Regions from separate parts of the Homo sapiens genome. Here region 1 is linked to region 2. Evidence: chromatin loops called from intact Hi-C (ENCODE). Cell type or tissue: OCI-LY7. All regions are shown on one strand. Each heading gives the region's core, and the rest is flanking DNA. Links, peaks and the distances in the headings are about the cores only. Region 1 has its middle 210 kb from the start of LNX1-AS2. Region 2 has its middle 150 kb from the start of LNX1-AS2.

Region 1 (2,918 bases), core at 228-2,727, 60 kb before region 2:
ACAGAGAAAAAGCCACATGAAGACACAGTGAGAAGGCGGCTGTCTGCAAGCCAAGGAGGGAAACCTCGCTAGAAACCAACCCTGCCAGCATCTTGATTTGGGTTTCCAGCCTCCAGAACTGTGAGAAAGTAAATTTCTGTTGTTTAAGCCACCAGTCTGCAGTACTCTGTTAAGACAGCCATAGCAAACTAATATACAGGCAATGAGGATCTGCTATTTAGGCCAATGGTGTATCAGAATCACCTAGAAGGATTGTTAAACATGGATTGCTGGGTCCTGCCCTCATGGTATCTCCTTCAGTAGATCTGAGCAGAGTCTAGAATCTGTGTATCTATCTATCTATCTATCTATCTATCTATCTATCTATCATCTATCTATCTATCATCTATCTATCTATTTTGAGATGGAGTCTTGCTCTGTTGCCCAGGCTGGAGTGCCCTGGCTCGATCCCAGCTCACTACAACCTCTGTTTTCCGGGTTCAAGTGAAAGAATCTATATTTTTAAGAGGTTACAATCTGAGAACCACACTTTGAGAACCCCTGATTTAGACCATGTCCATCCTTAGCCAAATCGTTCCCTTTTTTATTTCTTTAAGGAAAATCAGGAGCACACAAAATAGGTAATTTCACCTTGGTCTTAAGCATTGTCCTGAGGTTTTCCAAGATGACAAAGGAGCAGGTCAGCTTTTAGCCCTTTGCATCAATAGCAGAAGCTCTAACACTGTGGAAAAAGAAATGCCAACTCCTAAACTTTTGTGGAAAGGAAGGGACCGCCACTTTACTCTTCCTCCTGTTGCCAGCCACATGTTCCTTAGCAGGAGAACTCGCCATCATTTTGCTGGGACTTCAAAGGAAGGCCTGTCTGCCAAATGTCTGCACGTGATAAGAGTGATAGTGCATCTGGGAGGCCCTGGAGTTTCTGCAGCATCGAGGCAATTCTCTCACCATGGTGGAATCTGGCACTAGTGTTTCTATGCTGTCCTGAGCCCTGAGCCCTGGGCCCTGGGCAGTCGCCCTCATGGCAATAGAAAGTCTCCTGCAGTTCCTTTATGCAACCTGTACAATACAGCTGTAACTGCTCAAGTCCATGGGCAAGTCTGGATTGCATCTGAAGCACTTCGAGGGGCTCACAGACAAATGTTTTCTGAATGATTGGAGAAAAAGTCCAGCCAGAGGGCTGCTGGAATTGCAGAATGGTTCCTGGTAACTGGTGTCCACCCTTGTCCTTCAGCAACTGGAGTGGGCTGAGCAGGGGGCAGGGCAGGTCTGGAATGGGTCAGCACCATGAGAGCTTTTTGAATGAATGTCTGCAGGGCCATCTTCTCAAATCCACTCAGGACTGGAAACTTTGCTGGTGCTTCCTTTTACATATGTGTAGACATCAGCTATTTGCACTACCTGCAGGTGGCAGCAGAGCCAGCTTCCTGGCTTGAGACTTGTGCAGTCACAATGGGCCCCAAGCTCAGAGGGGTCCACGCCTGGTTTAATGTTCTGTGCTTGCTGTCTTGAAATTCTGAGTAATTTTTGAATGGGCCCTGAATTTCATTTCGCACTGAGCCTCACAAATTATGTAGCTGGTCCTGGGTAGCAGTCTCAACCAAAAAGGAGGAGTAGTGGCCTCAGGGAGGTAATGGATTTTTGATTGTGCTTAATACATCAAGTGAACTTTCAGCTTTGCTATTCTGAAACCCACAGGAACCACCAGTGGGAAGAGATTTCTGCAGTTCACTAACTCCAAGTTAATCCATCCAACTTCTGGCTCCTCAGAAACCTCTTAGTGAGGTTTTGTTGGGTGTAAAGATGAGAATGGTGGGTAGAATCAGTGAGAATATTTTTCCTTTAAGGATCTAATTTCTCAACTAGCAAGCCCTACAAGAAACCTGGCCAGTCTGAGACAATATATTCAGATATTTCTAATGAAACCCAGGAATGGTCCTGCAAAGAGACTGTACGTTTTTCTAGAGCTTGGGTCTTTCCTTATTCCTCTCGTAATCCCCACCTAGTACTTGGCACATGGTAGGCGCACCCAATATTTGTTGCTGCTGTTGATAATACTGACAATAAACACCAGTTTCCTCTTCATCTCCTCTGGATTCCCACAGAGCTAGGGCCACATACCAGGGACCCAGAAAGATCCCTTCTAACGAAGTTGCAACTGCTTACTCTACAAATTGCCTCCTCAATACAAACCCCAAACAAACCAAACATTAACCTCCAAGACAAGGCATCAACCCCCAAGCAAACCAAAGCAATCCCCCAAAGATATTTCCAACCCCTCACTGTACTGGTTAGCTGCTGTTACTACAATGACCTTGTGCAACAAACTACCCTCAAGCCTAGTGAGTTAAAACAACTGCTTCTTCTCATGAATCTGTCAGTGACATTGGGGTTGGTTGAACCAGGTTTGGCTTCTTGGGGAGGCTCTGCTTCAAACTATGGGTCCAGTTGAACTTATGTGGGGAATTGTTCCAAATATGTTCACTTTGGACCCAGAACGAAATGCAGCCACTGTTTAGGGCAAGCTCCTCTCAGGGATTTGGGGGAAGAGAAACAGGGCACATGAATATATGGAAGATCTCTTGGGTCTATGCTCAGATTGTATACTGCTACATCTGTCGACATTCCATTGGCCAAAGCAAATCACATGACTGAATGCAAAGTCAAGAGGCAGGGTAGTGCTCTCTGCCAAAATAAGGTCAAAGGCAAGGATGTGGCTCTAGAGGTGCAAAGCTGAGGCTAATAATTCAATGCACCACACTAACCCTATTATTAAAGATACTTATCTATATTCTAGTTATAACATGGGACCATTGTCTCTTATGCATTCAGCATCCACCAAGTGTGGAGCAAATGCCAATTGGAATGAAATGGAAACATATATCCCATAGTCCAAAATTATTAAATTTTATCAAGATGCC
Region 2 (2,918 bases), core at 170-2,669:
AGGTGAAAACCAAGGAGAAAAACGGACCAAAGATAAAAGCAAGCAGCTCATAATAAAAGACAGCTCATTATAAAGGAAGTACAAGTGGCAATTCACAATACAAATGGATGCCCAACTCTACTTGGAATTCAGGAACATCCATGAAAACAACATAAGGAAAACTGTATGAAGATGGCTGGCACCAAGTGTTGATGAGGGTAGGGAAAGGATAACTTTGGGTGAAAGCACAAATTGATTCAGTCTTTGAAAGTATAGTGAGTCAAATCTATTAAAATTTAAAATGTGTATGCCTTTAGACCTAACTCTAAAACATTTAGGAAAGATATGCTCACACACTTGCACAAGGGTATTTGAACAAGATGCTTACTGCTGTTTGTACTAGTGAGAAAAATGCTGGAAACAAGCTGAATGCCCATCTCTAGAGAACCAGTTAAATAAATCATGTTACACCCACATGATGAAACACAGTAGATCCATTTTAACAATGAGTATAAACACCAAAAGGTAGCTGTAGCATATTAAGTAAAAAAGCAACCTTCTGAAGAGTATGTATTGTGTAATCTCATCTGTGTTTTTAAAAAAGTATATAAATATAAATCTCTAGGAAAAGTCTGGAAGACATACTAAAAATTGTTAACAGTTTTTACCTCTGGTGAATGGGATGGGGGAGGCTGTGTTTGATGAAGAGCATGAGATTCATACTTCTTATTTTTTATAGTACTGAACTGTTTAACTTTAGTAAGTATGATTCAATTTTATATTTAAAAAATAACTTGTCCCCCCATTTTTTAAAAAAGAGTTTTCCTTTCTCTTCCTTCCTTGGCAGTTTTCTTCTCCTTGCTCTGGAGAATTGCTCAGAATAAATACTCTCAAGCTCTGACCAGGTGGGATGACCCCAGGAGGTACAGGAGAAGTAACTGACTGGGCTAGAGGCAGGAGAACTGAGTTCCTTTTCTTAGTTTTGCCTCCATCTCACAGTAGATCTCCAGCAACTCACTGAATCTCTGCTAACCTCGGTTTCTTCCTGTGCAAATGAGGCTGTAGGGTAACGTTCCTCTCAAGGTCTCATCAGCTTGGTGGCTGAGCAGTGACCTTCTGTTCACCAGCTTTCCAGCCCCACTCCCTGGCTCCTGAGCTCCATCTCCTGCCTTATATGGGAGGCTCCAGCAGCGCCACCGTTCACACAGAGGTGCTGCTGACACTGATGGACAACAGAGGGCTTTTATTCCACCCCACACCTGCTCTATTTGGGGGCTGCTATCAGCCATTTCACATCTCAAATTTGCCTTTGTTATCTAAATGGCCTCTTTGGGGCTAGAAAGCAGATGCTCTGAGTCATTAAGGAGAGCTGTCTCTGTCTAGGTTTGAAGTGGGTTTCTCTGAATAATTCTGTCACTCAAACACCTGGGTGGCTCTTACATTGAGCCTACAGATGGTTAGGACACCTATCTGTGGAAGGACTGTAGTCACAGGCCCAATGTTCAACTATATAAAGATGACATGCAAAACTCCATAATCAGGACATTGTGTGGGTTTGTGTGAACACGTGTGTGTGTGTGTGTGTGTGTGCATGCACTACCTTTTACTAAGCACTCCCTATGTGCCTGCCAGAATACTTAATGCTTTATGTGGGATACATCATCTAGTCCTCTAACAATCTTAAGAACTATGTATTATTAACCCCATTTTACAGATAGGGAAAACTGAGACTCAGAGAGAGAAAGCAACTTGCAAACTCACTTACAATAGACCAGTTTGGTTTTGAGATGTTGAGTCAAAGGGTATACACAAACTTTCCCCATCTATATCAAGCCTGTGCCCTTGTTTTGCTTTTGGCAAGGAAATAACAGGTCACCCAAGACACCGCAGTGTTTACTGGACTAGGATGAAGTTCATTGCTGACTTCTCTTGATTCTTCCCCATCCTGCTCCCCACCACCTGCCCAACCACAAACAAAATTTGACTATTCCACTTTCTTTCTTCACCAGATATTTGTTTAAATAAATAAAAACCTTCTAGTTGTCAGTATTTGCCAAGTTGTGGCAGTTGGGTGGGGGAGACGAGGGCCAAGACCGAAGAGACGAGGTATAAAGTCAATGTTTATGTGTCATTTAAAATATGGTCTGTGTATGTGTCAGAAGTTTGCACAAATCTCTGAATCAATTTTGTTGATTTGGGCACTTTCTGGAGGATAACCAACATATCTTGAAATATGGGGCTACAAAAAAATTTCACTGGGGTTCATTTTTCAGCGACAGGTTCCAGCTTATCTCTAGTGCCTCCATTCCGAAAATCATAAGCATATGTCCTGCTGCTATTGAGAATAAATTTGTCAAGACAACAAGCTGGCATAGACAAGGGCAGTGTGCAAAACAGGAAACCATTGCAAATGCTTCTATACTCCTCCAGGAGACAAATTACTTTGCATCTTTCACTAGGAACAACTATAGAAGTTAGTATTTTATTTCCTAGACCTAGAAAAGCCTAATTGGTGCCCATATGTCATACTGTAAGATTTCTTCCAGCCCTTTCAAGTGTGCTGCAAGATTAGGATGGGGGAAAAAAGAATAATTGAGCTCTCCTGTGGGTGAGATGACGCCATATGAGAATATACAGACTCCATTTCTAAACTGTTTGGGTATCACGTTGACTTTTTCTTGATTCTTTGTTAGTCCTCTCTCATCCTCACAACCAAAACTCCACCAAGCCTTTGCACCTTCCCCCACAATATAAAAGCCCCAAATCACTTCTTTGTAAGCCTTAAGTTTATTCTAGAGCCCTTGGTTAGTTTTGTAATATCCCAGAAGAAGGTACACATAAGCTTTTTAAGAGGACAAAAGAAATAAGAAATTCATTATTAGTGAATATGAAGAACTTTTCTGGGAAGGTGCAATGAACGGAATATGTGTGTGTCTTCC

Evidence for each region. Hi-C counts contacts between places; a loop is a spot of excess contacts. Peaks named below come from ENCODE experiments on the same cell type or tissue, not always from the same donor. Only the 100,000 strongest peaks of a DNase experiment are listed, where the experiment ranks them.
Region 1: it touches region 2 in a loop (2.0-fold over the local background); 4 of 110 quality-filtered maps call a loop at or near these places.

What each region holds. Positions count from the first base shown.
Region 1 is chr4:53,803,432-53,806,349 of GRCh38, reverse strand. No RefSeq gene overlaps it. Among named protein-coding and RNA genes, the nearest start is that of LNX1-AS2, 210 kb to the right of the region's middle. In OCI-LY7, for the core only: a CTCF peak has its summit at 1,395 (motif pointing right); a DNase peak (open chromatin) is centred at 1,419.
Region 2 is chr4:53,743,057-53,745,974 of GRCh38, reverse strand. No RefSeq gene overlaps it. Among named protein-coding and RNA genes, the nearest start is that of LNX1-AS2, 150 kb to the right of the region's middle. RefSeq lists a silencer at 966-1,025. In OCI-LY7, for the core only: a CTCF peak has its summit at 1,242; DNase peaks (open chromatin) are centred at 1,034, 1,394 and 2,364; H3K4me3 peaks cover 946 bases; H3K27ac peaks cover 2,500 bases.